2 separate regions of the Homo sapiens genome follow, and region 2 is linked to region 1. A link is an interaction called in ENCODE POLR2A ChIA-PET data of the cell type or tissue named here. Cell type or tissue: OCI-LY7. All regions are shown on one strand. Each heading gives the region's core, and the rest is flanking DNA. Links, peaks and the distances in the headings are about the cores only. Region 1 holds the start of LOC124902670 (a long non-coding RNA gene). Region 2 overlaps CSTPP1 (centriolar satellite-associated tubulin polyglutamylase complex regulator 1).

Region 1 (8,345 bases), core at 209-8,208:
ATCACTTGAACCAGGAAGGCAGAGTGGGTTGAACCTGGGAGGCAAACCTGGGTTGCAGTGAGCCAAGATAGTGCTACTGCACTCCAGCCTGGGTGACAGAGTGAGACTCTGTCTCAAAAAAAAAAAAAAAAAAAAAACCACACAAAATGATAGAAAATGCAAAAAAGAGCATAAGAGACAGAGAATACTATGAAAAGGTCTAATGTTTGTGTAATTAGAATCCCAATAGGAGTAAAGAGAGGGTAGAGGCCAGTCGTGTTGGCTCATGTCTGTAATCCCAGCACTTTGGGAGGGCGAGGCAGGAGGATCACTTGAGCCCAGGAGTTTGAGACCAGTCTGGGCAAGATGGCAAGACCCTATCTCTAAAAAAAAAAAAAAAAAAATTAGCTGAGTGTGGTGGCGTGCAACTGTGGTCCCAGCCACTTGGGAGGCTGAGTGAGGCAAGAGGATTGCCTGAGCCCAGGAGGTAGAGGCTGCAGTGAGCCATGACTGCACCACTGCACTCCAACCTGGGTGACAGACAGAGATCCTGCCTCAAAAAAAAAAAAGAGACAGAGACAGAGAGAGAGTAGAACAGAAGTAAATTTGAAGAGCTAATTATTGAGAGTTTTCCAGGACTGATAAATGATATCAAGCTATAGGTTCAAGAAGCACTAAGAACACCGAATAGTTTAAATATAAAGAAAAGCAAAACTAGACACATTACACTAAAACTATCAAAAACCAAAGACCAAGTAGAAATATCCAAAAACCATCCAGAGATTTAAAAAAAGATTATTTTCAAAGAAGCAAGAATAAAACTGAGAGCAACTTCTCAACAAAGTCAGTAGAAACCAAAAGATAATGGAATGGTAAAACAGCTGCCAACCTAGAATTTATCTCAGGAAAAAAACTGCCCTTCAAAAATGAGGTGAAAATGTAAATAAGACGTATAGATTAGTTAATAGTTTTGAATTAATGTTAAGTTCTTGATTTTGGCAGTTATATTATGGATACAGGAAATGTTAACATTAGTAGAAGCTGTATGAAATGGATGTGGGAACTCCATATATAGATTTTTTTAAACTTTATGTAAGTCCAAAATTATTCACACACATTCTAAAAAGGTAAAATGAAAACAATTTCAGAATGGAAGCTCCATAAGAGTTGAAATTTCTGGTCTGTTTTTTTCACTGCTATATCCCTAGTATCTAGAACGCTAAGACGTAGGCACTCAATAAATATATATTGAATGAATGAGTGAACAACAGTAGTAGCAGTAGCTACTAATTAATTCAACACTTATTGTATCTTAAGTGAAATGCCAAGCACTTTACTTTCATTAACTCATTTAATCATTCCAACAATTATGTAACATGGAATTTTATATTTTATATATGAGTCTCCCTATTTTATAGATGAGGTAAGCAATCTGCCCAAGATCTCATACCAGAAAGTGGCAGGCCCTCTAACATAGACCTATCTGATTCCAAAGTCCATGTTCTTAACCACTATGTTATGGTGCTTTCATGTTGCAAAATATGTCTCCTTTCTGTTTTGTTTATCCAAACTCTACCTTCCTTTCCAAAATTAAGACAAACTCCTCTATAAGACTCAACTAATTTTACTTAACTAATAGCCATTATTTTTCCTTACTCTCAATTCTCAGTGTACTGGGCCATATAACTTAATGCCATTATATAAGGTCTTGTATTGCTCTGTAATTGTTCGTTATTCAATGAGTTTTACCTCTTTAACCAGATTACATCTTACAGGGAAGTGACCATATCTTATATTCCTATTAATATAGAGCACATTTGAAGCTCTATAACAATACTTAATATTTTTGTAAAGGGATGAAGAAAAACATTTCCATGCAAGAAACAGTGTTTTTGAATGCTTTAGTGATCAGGCTTACATGGTCTAAGATTCTAAACATAAAATTTGACTCAGAAAAACAAAAAAACCACTATCTTAAAAAGTTTTTACATCAATTTTCTGTAGTATCTCTTTTTCCTTATGACATTTTAGGGGATGTTCAGGGTAATTTGGACATAGCAGTACAAGTTCTCCTGGTTAAACCTTCTTGAGAGGGTATATAGATTGCATAGAAGGTAAAGTATGAGAGTGTGCAGATGAACAATTATCCCCACACATGTAAGCTGCAGTTTGTCTGGTGTAAATATACTCTCCCTGCCTGGAACTGCCTGTGTAATGTTCTCTCTTTGGGCTCTGTGGTTTCTCAATACATTCCAACTGTTCAGAGGCTGGAGCTTGGCTCTGCAAGCATAGATAAACAGCTTCCTGGAGCAGGCTGCCAGCATGAGGAGCAATGACCTCAGCAGAGAAAGTCTGCTTTTCATTACCCTGAGCCCATCACTGTACTGCTAGAGCTAAGAGTGGGAACAACACAAGTTGGATAGAGTTGACTGACTCAAGTCTCCCACTACACCTTGAGTTTTAAAATTCTGTATCTAGAGGAAAGGGGGTAAAGACAGGAAGTGAGAAAATGGCATATGCAAAGAAAACAAAGATAGAAAAGCTTTCTTAGGCTATTCTGTGAATGAACTAAATGATGAGTGAAGTGGTTAAGAGTCATGCAGGCAATCATTGAATGTTTTAGTCTCCAAAAACGTACACAAAATACAGGGCAAGAAAGAAGTGTTATAGAAAGTAAGAGAGGCCAGGTACAGTGGCGCACACCTGTAATTCTAGCATTTTGGGAGGCTGAGGCAGGAGCATAACATGAGCCCAGGAGTTCAAGACCAGTTTGAGCAATAAAATGAGACCCGTCTCTATAAAAAAGAAAAAAAAAAGTTAGCTGGGTATGGTGGCACGCACCTGTGGTCATGGCTACATGGGAAGCTGAGGCAGGAGGATTGCTTGAGCCCAGGTTAAGGCTGCAATGAGCCATGTTTGTGCTACAACTCCAGCCTGGGTGACAGAGTGAGACACTATCTCAAAAAAAAAAAACAAAAACAAAAAAACAAAAACAAAAACAAACCAGTAACAACAACAACAACAAAAAACAAAAGAGAGACTAAAAAGTCCTCAAGATCTTCAACTCTGATGCCATTTAAAGAGAGAGAAAAGGAAGACTATCCAGATCCACAGAGATACAAAAATCCCAGAAAAGTGGAGCTTAAGGAGAACAACACACAATGAAGATGAATTATATATAGCCAGACATCTTGCATGTGTAATTTCATGTGATTTGCATAACAACCCTAGAAGATAGGTATTATCATCCCTAGCAATAATCTAGACCTAGAAAATTACAATACAATGACATCAACAAAGACATTTGTTGTTGATATTATTTAATGACAAAGGGATGATTTCAAGTCTGCTTCTACGGCCACCCAGGAAACAATGCTTTTCCCAAACATCTCTCATTGTAGTATTATCTATTGTTGCAGCCCCAGAACTCAGCAATACTAGAACTGTGACCTAGAAGAAATGTACACATTTGTGCCACTTTCTGATAAGACAGTTTCTGCAGTGCTGGTAGCATTGCATCTGATAGTTGAAGAAGGGAATCACAATTATGTCCTCAGACAAGAAATTGGTTAGATATGACCCCTCCTGAAGGATCCTGAGAGACAATTTGTTTTTTGGAGAAGTCACTGACTATAATGATGCACCTGCAAGGGGGCCGGGAGCTGAGAGACAGACAAACATCTTAGCAAATTCTAAAAGCAGAGTGAAGCTTCATTTGACTTTCATTTCACTTTTCTCAGGGAAGAAGAACCTTTGTGTTACTGCCAAAATCCTAACTGTCCTTCCTTCCTCTCTGTCCCCTCCACCCCCACGCCAGCTCATTAAAGATCTTCTGGTTAAAGGTGCCAAATTGTGTCATTCTTTCCTACTCCAGTGCCAAGCCTGTGCCAATGGCACCACAGATTGATCTGCTAGAGTTCTGAGCAAATTATGGAAGAAATTAAAAGCACTGAAAATTTTAAATTGTTCTGTTGCTGGTGAAGTAAAGCTTTTTAAACTTCTTATTCTTCTTGTAGAGACAGGGGTCTCATTGTGTTGCCCAGGATGGCCTCAAACTCCTGGCCTCAAGTGATTTTCCCACCTTGGCTTCCCAAAGTGCTGGGATTATAGGTGTGAGCCTATAATCTGGCCTAGTTTCTTAACTTTTGATGACTGACTTTACATTGCTAATGGCATAACACTTGTTAATTAAGACTCGTGTGAGTGTACTTGATTGCCAGACAAGTATTCAGGGAATTATCAGAGTGGTGGTGTGAAGGAATATCAGGGCTTGGACCAAATAAAGATCCTTCATATTATTTATAGATTGAAATAAATCAAGTTATTTATCTAAGGGGAGATATTTTAATGTAAAAAATCAGACCTAAATTTTATACTAGCTAGCTGCAAAAGCAGCTCCCATGAAAACAGAAATAGTATCATTGGGGCTTGAGAACACTTCAGCCAAGGATGGTGTTTCTTCATTTCCTCTTATTGAATGGTTTTATAACAGATAAGTTTCTCTTAACTTGTAGAAGGCAGGGGGTGGGGTGGGGGGAACAAGGTCTTTCCTGACAGGGAGAATCTGGGCCCAATTATTACTTCTGTAACCTTTGACTCTGACTTCTAAACGAGTCAAGGGACCAGTGGGCTGTGAAATAGCTTCCTCCATTACCAGGTCAAGTGCTGCTGGATAGTTTCCTGTAACCATAATACAAAGGGACTGAAGAAGTGAGATGGATTCTACAAAAACAGGCAACTTCTTGCATCCTCAATGACCCTGGATTTTTAAGTTTCAAAACAGATTTTGACTCTTAACTCACCACCATGGCTCCCTGTAGTCTTTTTGCTATAGCATACCTCTAGTAATACAGAAAAGAGCCAGAAAGAATCCTCTATAGATTTGGTTCTATGATGGTCTAACAGAGGTGCCTGGCCTAGTAACAGTGGGGATAGGGTTGCTTTAACTGAAGGCAAATCTCTTCCTGACAATTATCTGAGTCTGTGGGAAACCAGATGCTGACAATGAGAAACGGGTAATTTTCTGTTACAATGTTTAACAGCTAAGAACTGAACTATGGAAAAAAGTCAGGGGAGGGGGTGGGTAAAGGGGGAAGCATTACCCCTTTTGAAGAAGTCTATAATAGGATTAGTCACCATTACTTTACCACACCACATTTTGGCTCAATTTAACGTAAATAAGTAGAGAAAACATGAGCAGAAATGGCCCAAAGAAGTCTCAAGTCCATCTCTCATTCAGAGCTACAAGCTGGAAATCAGCGAAGTCTTGGTTTGTTCTGATGTGCTTCTTGTTGCCTCACACCTGCTCCTCTGTTACCATGGACACAAGAAGAACCCCAAACAACATTATTTAAACTCTAGATGGTGAATGATCCTTAAAAAATCTGTCACCTTTAGAATGAATGTTTATGCCCTGATTGTTATAGATTATGTAGGAAAGAAGTGGGTCATCTTTTCATAGGGCTTAAAGCACCTGTCTGAAAAAAAAAATAACAAGAAATGATACATATTTTATAATCATGGATTGTTTTCATTAGAGTTACGTTTTAAGTTATTTAGGAATATGCACTATTACCTATGTAACAAACCTGCACGTTCTACACATGTATCCCAGAACTTAAAGTAAAAGAAAAGAAAAAAGAAAAAAAAAACGGGTATGCACTATTGGAATCTCTTTTTTTCTCCAAGGATGAATTAATGAAGTTCATATTTTATGGATTTATTTGAATCAAAATTAATTCTGATGATTAACATGTATCAAAATGAAATTATTAATGCTCCTTTTCTAAAAACTGACAAAGATTTCCATCTCCATATTTATACTATGTAGTGTAGAACACAAATACTTTTGATGATGAATTATTTTATTTACTTTCACTGGTTAAATAGGAGCAGAGCATGAGGGAGGCCAGTTACCCATGAGGGGGTCCTAAGAACACTGCCTAGTAAGGGTACTCCATTCTCAGTAGCAACAAATAAAATCAATCAAATGATCATTTTTGGACACAGGAAGCTTACTTAGATAATCAAGGTGGACAAAGAAAAGGTGCATCACCCTCTGAGCTAAGTTATTGGCTCTCTGATGGGATGAGCTCTCAATCGTCATCTCTTCCAAGAGGACTTCCCTGTCCATACTATATATTACCTTACTCTGGCTGTTTTCTTGTTATTTGTCTTGTTACAGTTACCAGCTATGTAACCATGAGAATGTTACTTTTATAGCCTGAATTTCCTTATGAGTAAAATGAGGATAATACTAATACCCTGTTTATATAGAACTGTGAAGATTAAATAAAATAATGGATATTATATGCTTAGAACAGTGCCTAGCACACAGTGCTTATTAACTATTAGCTATTCTCATCCCCATCAGTTTGCTTGTTTATTGATTATTACCCTCATTAAAACACTAGGTTCATAAAGATAGGTACCTTATTTGTCTTGCTCACTGCTCTATTCCCATTGCATAGTACACACAGGCACAGAGTAGGTGCCCAAAAGTAATTTGTGAATGAATAATTCACAAATGAATGCTGCATATTCTCACGTATCCTTAAAATAAACCAAAGGTAGTCTGTGTACTTCTTTCCCTTGCAACCAAAACAGTCATCATAAAAACTTCACCAAAAAACTAAAATCATCCTTTAAAAAACGAAAACAAGACACTTGATCATAAAAGCGAGCTCTCCTGGGCCCACCAACCAAGACCACAGAATATTATTCTTTTCTATATTAGTATGTGGAAGTCAAGCTCCCTGATGCCATAGTGTTGGAACTATCAATTTAGCCTGTGAAGAATGGTTCCCAATTCTGATACAAATTCTCAGATTTCATCCTGTTTTTCTCTCATCATTATTTTCCAATGTCTCAAAAAGCCACATTTCTCATTTTATCTTTACCACAAGAATCTGGTCACACTCTGCTGTGGTTTCTAAGTTAGAGCTACTCTCGCCCATTTTCTTGGATGTATTTCTTCAGAGGTCCTGACCCAGTGCTGACATTTGGCCTATTCTTAGAGTAGCACCTCTAAATATTAATTTCTTTTACCTTCCACTGGTTGAAGGACAACATTCAGAGGTAGAGGTTACATACAACATAAAAGAAAATCCTCTGGGATTTAGTATCCGTCTTTCAAGAGTGTCCAGAGGAATATGATCTACAGAGCTCATGGTCTTGCAGACATACACAAAGTACTGTTCAGCCACTTGTGTTTTACAGTTTATCCAGATTTGCTGGAACAGTCATGGACTTGTTTGAAAACACCAACAACCAAGGAGTGACAGACAGCATAGGTGAGAGGGCAAGCAGACCCAGAGAAGAAAATCAGAAGAGAAGCCTTCCAAATACAATTTCAAGGAGTACTTTTATCACTGTTTAAAGGTAAATCACCCACGGCTAAATATATGAAAGTCTCAAGATGTGAACTCGAAACTGTAAGATGGAAGGATACCGTTAACATATTTTTGAAAATCATGCTTCCTGCTCTTTATAGTCAGCTCTAGTTGCATCCCCCAAAAGGCCATATTAAACATTTAAATGGCAGTAAACTGAGGTCACCAGCTAAGGCTGTGTGATAAGCTTGCAAAGTATAGTTCATAAGGGAGAATTCAAAAATAGTAGAAATTATAGCTAGAAGAAACCTCCAAATATGATCTGGTTAGCCCTCTAGCAACATTAAGCAGTAAAGTGGCTTGGAGGCAGTAGAGAACAGTGGACTCTATAATACTGCAGATGAGGCTTGATTCCTGAGTCTGTCACTTAACAGCTTGTGAACTTGAAGAAGCTATTTTAATCTTTCTGAGCATCCACTTCCTCCTCTATAAAACAGAGATAACAATAATAATAGTACCCATCTCAAAGAATTGTAGTAGCTGAGACATGGTATTAGTTTAGTAAAAACTGCATATTATAATATATAATTATTATATTATTATTATTATCATGTAAGGCTTTATTAAACCCACTTCATAGATGAGGCAACTGAAGCCCATATTTCAGAAATTTGCCCAGGGTTATAGAGTGAGGACTTAGAAGAATAAGCAGCTCTTTTTCCTTCTAGGGTAGTGCTCTTTCCACTTCACTATGTTTCTCTTATTAATCAATACAAAACTGAAGCCTGAGGCCAGGCGCGGTGGCTCACACCTGTAATCCCAGCACTTTGGAAGGCCGAGGCAGGCGGATCACAAGGTCAGGAAATCGAGACCATCCTGGCTAACACGGTGAAGCCCCCTCTCTACTAAAAATACAAAAAACAAAAATTAGCCGGGCATGTGGCGGGCACCTGTAGTCCCAGATACTCGGGAGGCTGAGGCGGGAGAATGTCGTGAACCTGAGAGGCGGAGCTTGCGGTGAGCCGAGATCGCGCC
Region 2 (8,345 bases), core at 185-8,184, 79 kb before region 1:
TTACAGGTGCCTGCCACCACACCCAGCTAATTTTTGTATTTTTAGTAGAGACGGGGTTTCGTCATGTTAGCCAGGCTGGTCTCGAACTCCTGACCTCAGGTGATCCACCCACCTCAGCCTCCCAAAGTGCTGAGATTTCATGCATGAGCCACTGCGCCCAGCCTAGTCCTCAGTATCTTGAAATATAAGATTAAGGAACTTGAAATCATTTAAAGCAGTTGCATGACCTATTTCAATCTCAACTACGTTTGACTGCATTCCCTGGAACCAGTGTTTATTTTATCTTTTCCAGTCCAAAGAGTATCCTCTTTGACAGAGAAGACTAAACCAAAATAGAGGTGAATGCTCTATTTTCTTTCTTTCATTCATTAATATGATACCACCCACCTAGGCCTCCTTGTTCTTTTTGCTCCCAATGTAACTTTTTAAAAAAGCCTTTTAATATTGTCTTTAGTATTGTGTCACAATTCCTAGTTTTGTCATTGTTTCTAGAGTAGGTATATCTATACAAAAGTGAGCTTGGGGTTCAAAAATAATATTTCGGGTCTTACTGTTTGTTTGTTTGTTTGAGATGGAGTCTCGCTCTGTTGCCAGGCTGGAGTGCAGTGGCGTGATCTTGGCTCACTGCAACCTCTGCCTCTCGGGTTCAAGCAATTCTTCTGCCTCAGCCTCCCGACTAGCTGGGATTACAGGTGTCCACCACCACGCCCAGCTAATTTTTTTTTGTATTTTTAGTAGAGATGGGGTTTCTCCATGTTGGTCAGGGGCATGTTGGTCAGGCTGGTCTCAAACTCCTGACCTCAGGTGATCTGCCCACCTTGGCCTCCCAAAGTGCTGGGATTACAGGCGTAATCCATCGCACCCGGCGATTCTTAATAATTTCAATCCAATTCTCATCAGGCTTTTTTTGTAGAAATGAACCAGTTTATTCTAAATTTTATATGGAAATGCAAAGGGCCTTGAATGAATAAAACAATCTTGAAAAAGAAAAAGTTGAAGGGCATACACTACCTTAGATCAATGGAACAGAATAGAGAATCCAGAGATAGATATGCACATATTAATACATGGTCAATTTATTTATTTATTTTTAACAAAGGAACCACAACAAGTAGGAGAAGGAAAGTCTTTTCAATAAATCATACTGTCTCAACTGGCTATCCATGAGGGGAGCGGGGAAAAACCTTGACCCTCAATCTTAAACTACCAACAAAAAATAATTCAGGATGAATTATAGGCCTAAACATAAAAGTTAAACCTCTATTGCTTTTAGAAGGAAATATAGGGTAACACTGTCACAGCCTTAGGGTAGGCAAAGATTTTTTAGACTGGACCCAGAAGGCATTAACCATAAAAGAAAAAAAATGCTAAAAAATTAAAACTTCTGCTCAATAAAAGACATCACTAAGGAAATAAATAAAGAGGCCACAGAGGGAGAAAATATTTGTAATGAACATATCTAACTTGTAACCAGAATGTGTAAAGAACTCCTACCACTGGATAATAAAAAGACAAACAACCCACTAAAAATTGGGCAAAATATTTGAAGAGACACTTCACAAAGGAAGATATACAAATGACCAACAAGCAGTAAAAAGTATTCAACATCATTAGTCATCAGGGAAATGCAAACTAAAACCACAATGAGATTTCATTTCACAACCACTAGAATGGCTAAAATGCAAAAGACTGACAATACCAAATGTTAACAAGCAATTGTAAAAACTGGAATTCTCATACATTGCTGGTGGGAATGTAAGATGGTACAACTGTTTTAGAAAGCAGTCAGTAATTCAACCCTTAGGTATTTACCCAAGATAAATGAAAACATACATCCATAAAAAGACCTGGAGACAAATGTTCCTAGAAGATTTATTCATAATGGGCAAAAACTGTACATAACCCAAGTGTACATTAACAAGCAAACAAAAAGCAAAGTGTGCTATATTCATACAACGGAATACTACATAGCAGTAAAAAGGAATGAAGTGCTGATACATTCCACAATGTGGATGAACATTTCTCCAGAAAAGATACACAAATGGCTAATATGCATGTAAAAAGATGTTCGACATCATTAGTCATCAGGAAAATACAAATCAAAAGGATAGTGAGATACCATTTCACACCTCTAGGCTGGCGATAATAAAAAAGACACGTAACATCAAATGCTGGCAAGAATGTGGAGAAATTGTAACCCTCATAAACTGTTACTGGGAATGTAACAGAGTGCAGGCATTTTGGAAAACAGTTTGGCTGTTCTTTCAAACACAGAATTACCATATGACCCAATATTCCACTCCTAGGTATATATCCAAGAGAACTGAAAACATGTTCACAAAAAAGTGTGTATACAAACATCCACAGCAGCATTATTCATGATAGCCAAAAAGTGGAAACAATCCAATGTCTATCAATGGATGAATGGATAGACAAAATGTGGTATAATCATACAATGGAATATTATTTGGCCACAAAAAGGAATAAAGTACTGATACATGTTACAACATGGATAAATCTTGAAAACTGTAAGTGATGCAGCCATAAAAAGGAATGAGATCATGTCCTTTGCAGGGACAAGGATGGAGCTGGAAGCCATTATCCTCAGCAAACTAACGCAGGAACAGAAAAACAAACACCGCATGTTCTCATTTATAAGTGGGAGCTGAACAATGAGAACACATGGACACAGGGAGGGGAACAACACATACTGGGGCCTGTTGGGGGGTGAGGTCGGGGGAGGGAGAACATTAGAAAAAATAGCTAATGCATACTGGGCTTAATACCTAAGTGATGGGTTGATCTGTGCAGCAAACCACTATGGCACACATTTACCTATGTAACAAACCTGCACATCCTGCACATGTACCCCAAGAACTTAAATAAAAACAAAGAAAAGAAAACATTGAGTGAAAGAAACCAAATACAGAAGCCCATATATTGTATGATTCTATCTATATATAATCTATATGAAATGTCCAGAATAGGCATATCCACAGAGACAGAAAGTAGGTTAGTGGTTGCCTAGGACTGGGAGTTTGTGGGTGGGGAAAAAGGGGAGTTACTGCTAATGTGTACGGGGTATTTTTCTTGGCAGAGGGGGCTTGATGAAAATATTCTAAAACTGATTTTGGTGATGGTTTTACAACTGAATATTCTAAAAACGACTGAATTGTACACTTTAAATAGGTGAATTGTATGGTATATAAATTATATCTCAATCTAGTTATTAAAAATAATTTTTAAAGAACCACTTATACAATCCTTTACTATAAACTCTGTTCATTTTCATCCTTCAATCTTCTACTGAGTTTTTGGTATTTTTATTATTGATTTTTAGGAACTCTGTATATAAGGAAATTAGCCCTTCATCTGTGATATAAGTTGCAAATACTTTCTGTTTGTTGTTAATCTTTTGTTATTGTTTACAGTATTTGTTGGCAAGCAAATATTTTTCCTCTTTCTGCAACAAAATATATCAATCTTTTCTTTTATGGCTTCCAGGTTTTTTTTTATCAGCTCTCTTAGAAACATCTTCCCTTCTGTGAGATTGTAAGAACATCTTTCTGTGGTTTCTTCATGTTTGTGTTTTTGTTTTTTGTATTTTTTTTTTTTTTTTTTGAGACAGGGTCTCACTCCGTCTCCCAGGCGGGAGTGCAGTGGTGTGATCATGGCTCACTGAAGCCTCCAACTCCTGGGCTCAAGTGATCCCCTCACCTCAGCCTTTCGAGTAGCTGAGACTATTGCTACGAATGGCAAAAGCCGCAATTACCTTTGCACCAACCTAATATAAGCGTGCGCCACCACACCCTGCTGTAAAAAAAAAAAAAAAAAAGGTTTTTTTGTAGAGACAGATTTCTTTACATTGCCCAGGCTAGTCTTGAACTCCTGGGTTCAAGCAATCCTCCCACCTCGGCCTCCCAAAGTGCTGGGATTACAGGTATGAGCCACTGTAGCTGGCCTATATTGAAATTTTTGATCCATCTAGAATTTGTTTGCATATAAGATGTGAGGAAAGAATCCAATATCATATTCTTAACATGGCTACCAGTTGTGCTCATTAATTTAAATGCTCTCCCCAATGTAGATTAATTTTATTTCTATATTTGAGTCAATTTCTAAGCTTCTGATTCTGGTCCATTGATTGCCTGTCTATTAATATGTCAATAACAAATGTGCTGGTGATGAAGAGTGTGGTGATGGAGAGAGTACATGTTCTGGAGCTAGCACCTGAGTTCAAATCTGAGCTCTGCCACTTATTGGCAGTGTGAGTTTGAGTAGGTTAATCTCAACGGGCTTTTATGAGAATTAAATGAATTGTTATATTTAAAGAGCTTAGAACAGTGCCTGGCACACAGTGTTTATTGTTAGCAATTATAGTGGAATTATTATAGCTTTATAACAGATTTTAATATCTATTATAGATATTAACGAGGCTGGTATCTCATTATTTCTTTTCTTTCTCGGGATATTTCTGGTTATTTTAGTCTACATATTTTTTCTGTATGAGCTTTACAATCATTTCTCTCAAAAAAATAAGCAAATAAGCAAAAAGTCCTATTGGTTTTTTTTAGGGAGATCATGTTAACTTATAGATTAAATTAAGGAGCACTGACAGGTTTATGATTTTAAATCTTCCTAAGAACATACCATGCCTTTCCATATGTCCAAGTCTTTTTTTTGTTTCCAGTAGTGTTTTAAAGCTCTCTTCATATTCTTGTTACATTTCTTCCTAGGTATGTAATCTTTTTTTTTTTTTTTTGAGATGGGGTCTTGCTCTATTGCCCAGGCTGGAGTGCAGTGGTCTGATCTTGGCTCACTGCATCCTTAAACTCCCAGGCTCAAGTGATCCTCCCATCTCAGCCTTCCCAGTAGCTAGCACTACAGGCACACACCACTATGCCTGGCCAATTTTTGTATTTTTTGTAGAGACAGAGTTTCACCATGTTTCCCAGGCTGGTCTCGAACTCCTAGGCTCAAGCAATCTGCCTGCCTCGGCCTCCCAACGTGCTAGGATTGCAGGTGTGAGCCACTGCACCTGGCCCTTATTATTTTTTAAAATAAATTATTGATTTTAGTATATTTTGTCCATCTACCTTGCTGAAGCATAATGTTTATAATAGATTTCAATTTGATTACCTTGGGCTTTCCAGCTAAGTAATCATATCACCTGCAATCATGTAATTTTTCCTTCTCTTTTAAAATTTTTATGCCTCTTATTTCTTTTTCCTGCCTAATACAGTAGCATTGACTGGTTATTTTCAGAAAAATGGAAATAATGTTAGCAAAGAGTAAATAGTGAAATTATTATTTTTTGAGACGGAGTTTCACTCTGTCACCCAGGCTGGAGTGCAGTGGCACGATCTTGGCTCACTGCAACCTCCATCTCCCGGGTTCAAGCAATTCTCCTACCTCAGCCTCCTGAGCAGCTGGGACTATAGGCGCGTGCCACCACCCCTGGCTAATTTTTTGTATTTTTAGTAGAGACAGGGTTTCACCATGTTAGCCAGGATGGTCTCGATCTCCTGACCTCATGATCCGCCTGCCTCGGCCTCCCCAAGTGTTGGGATTACAGGCGTGAGCCACCGCGCCCGGCCCTGAAATTATTTTTATAATTATATATATCTTGGACTCCTATCTCATATTTCTTCCTTTTTTTTGTTTGTTTGTTTTTGAGATGGAGTTTTACTCATGTTTCCCAGGCTGCAGTACAATGGCATGACCTTGGCTCACTGCAACCTTTGCCTCCGGGTTCACGTGATTCTCCTGCCTCACCCTCCCAAGTAGCTGGGATTACAGGTGTGTGCAACCATGCCCGGCTAAATTTTTTTGTATTTTTAATAGAGACGGGGTATCACCGTGTTGGTCAGGCTGGTCTCGAACTCCTGACCTCAAGTGATCCACTCGCCTCCGCCTCCCAAAGTGCTGGGATTACAGGCGTGAGCCACCGCGCCCGGCCGTATTTCTTCCTTCTGAAAGATGAACATATAAAAAGAATTTCAGATATATATGAAAATATATGAGATATATAAGAAATATATATGAGAAAAGTCTTTTATGTTAAAAAACAGTTTAGACAAATGTATATTCAGCATAATCTCTACTATGCAAAGACAACAATGCATAAAAATACTAGAAATAATTAGCAAGTATTTTAATGGTGAGTGGATTTATGAGTGATTATTTTTCTACTTCATTACACTTTCCTGTACTACTACATTTCTACAATGAGCAAGTTTTTCTTTGATCAGAAAAACATAAACAAACAGGAAAAAAAGAATTAATCAAGTATGCAGCTTTTGGCTGAACTTGACTTTGAGCTTATGTGCTGATGCTTGAAATCCCTATCACCAAGCTCTCTTGACTCAGGCCAGTTTTGCGATCTGCATCAGAAATGCTTTATCTATTTCTTCCATCTGGCTAGGTAGTCTATATTCTAATCCCACAATGATGTCACTTCTCTTCTGCTCTTCTTTTATCTGAATCCAGGTGTTCTCCAACACGCTCTCACCCTCAGATTTGTGTCCAGATGTCCATGCAGCTACAGATCTTTTTGATATCAAACTGTTTTGTGTCATTTAAGTCTCTCAAGTATATTTCTTTTTCGTTGCTCATGATCCCCCACAAGACCTCCGAATGACCTAGATTGAAGTGTCCCACAAGAAAACCTTCTCTCTGGTATTCTTGAGCACTGACTCTCCTTGAGCAAGCATTTTCTAAAGTTTTTGAACCCTGGAATGTCTCTTAAGACACTCCAAGGAAACGCCATCCTAGCCAAGATGATGATTAATACAACTTTTGGAGATAGAACGTTCTTGAGGGAAGTCCAGAAACCATATTGATTGGCTTTATTACAAATTTCTGCTATCTAACCTCAACTGGACACTCGTGGCTACTGGATAATCATTTTAGTCATCTCCTTTTAACTTGGCATCACATGCCTTCAGATATTTTCCATTCTCAAATTTCCAAGCTAATCCTATGCCCCAAATCCAAACTCTCAGCAGAGAACCTCTTATTTTCTTGAGAAGACTGAAGCCACCTTTTTAAGTCCCTCAATTTCCTTCCTTTATACCTTAATATTTCTCTGCATTTTCACTTATCTGCACCTCTTCCTTCCTTCTTTCAGAGAAAGAAATCTTTCCCTTCTCTTCCTACAATTAATCTTTCCATCTATGCTCTTGAGTCCATGTTATCTCAGTTTCTGGGACCTTGCTCCACCAACTATCCCCTTTACGCTTGCATCGTTGACCTTACCTTCTCCATTAACTCCTTGCTGTCTATGCACACATGTCTAAGTGGTGTCTTAATCTAAAAAATCTTTCATAGACTCAACTCACTAACACCGCTTTCTCCTCCCTTTGTTTTCAAAGCCAGATTTCTCAGAGGAGTATGCTATGCTCATTACCTCCTCTTTCTTACTACCCATTCATTCACTCAGTAACTCCTTCAACGTTGCTTCCGTCACTCAACTAAAATGGTTCTCTTGGAAGTTATAACTCATTTCACCCCAACCAAACTACTGTAGTAATTCTTCTAACCTGTCATACTTAACAAAACTCACTGAGTCCTCTGTTTTTTGCTTTGCTTCTTTAAATAATATGTTTATACTGCTATTTCTTGATTTTTAAATGTTAGACATCTTTTAACTTTCAGTTGAAGATGACAAATTATCTTTTTCACCACACACATATACTTCCCATCTGTCCATCTTTTCATGATACTAATTTTGGCTTACCAATATTCAGTATTTACTCATTTATGACTATGTAAATATTATGCACAGCAAAAACACAAGGTATATTATTATATTTTCTTTCTTATACAACCTTTTGTTTTTCTTAGAATGATTATTTCTTTCTCGGTTTGTGGGGGTTTTTAAGTATTAATCAGTGCTTCTTCAACTGAAGTATTAAACCCTAATTCTCCAACTGAAGGTTGGACAATTTTTTTACACAACAGATAATCAATTCTATTATTTAATTTTCCTGCAGAAATTCCTCCTAGAGCCTTCTGTCCTGCTACTTCAATCTGAATTGCTTTCTAGCTGTCTTGCACAAACTGTTGTCCTGCAACTACCTTCCATTATCATTCTAAGAATTCTCTTTCTTTCTCTCCTGTGTTGCACCCCTTGATGCTAGATCTCATAATTTCATCTTCCTAAACTTATTCTCACTTTTTGATAAAACATACTCTTCAGTAGTTTCATGAGAAAGGCTGCATAAAAGTTAAAGTTTATGAAACCCTGCCCATCTAAAAATCTTTATCCTCGGCTGGGTGTAGTGGCTCACACCTGTAATCCTAGCACTTTGGGAGGCCGAGGTGGGCAGATCACCTGAGGTCAG

The links. Peaks named below come from ENCODE experiments on the same cell type or tissue, not always from the same donor. Only the 100,000 strongest peaks of a DNase experiment are listed, where the experiment ranks them.
Region 2: POLR2A ChIA-PET joins it to region 1 with 11 read pairs; 6 of 35 experiments call an interaction of 5 or more read pairs at or near these places.

What each region holds. Positions count from the first base shown.
Region 1 is chr11:46,998,794-47,007,138 of GRCh38, reverse strand. All of the region lies in intron 2 of CSTPP1 (centriolar satellite-associated tubulin polyglutamylase complex regulator 1), which reads right to left. LOC124902670 (a long non-coding RNA gene) reads right to left here and starts at 8,163. Exons shown (of 2, transcript XR_007062665.1): 1 at 1-8,163. RefSeq lists a silencer at 2,260-2,339. In OCI-LY7, for the core only: no CTCF peak of the experiment used is centred there; DNase peaks (open chromatin) are centred at 2,378, 3,678, 5,248, 7,718 and 2 weaker places; H3K4me3 peaks cover 6,353 bases; H3K27ac peaks cover 8,000 bases.
Region 2 is chr11:47,077,426-47,085,770 of GRCh38, reverse strand. The region is part of intron 3 of CSTPP1 (centriolar satellite-associated tubulin polyglutamylase complex regulator 1); the gene reads right to left. Among named protein-coding and RNA genes, the nearest start is that of ARFGAP2, 95 kb to the left of the region's middle. In OCI-LY7, for the core only: no CTCF peak of the experiment used is centred there; no DNase peak of the experiment used is centred there.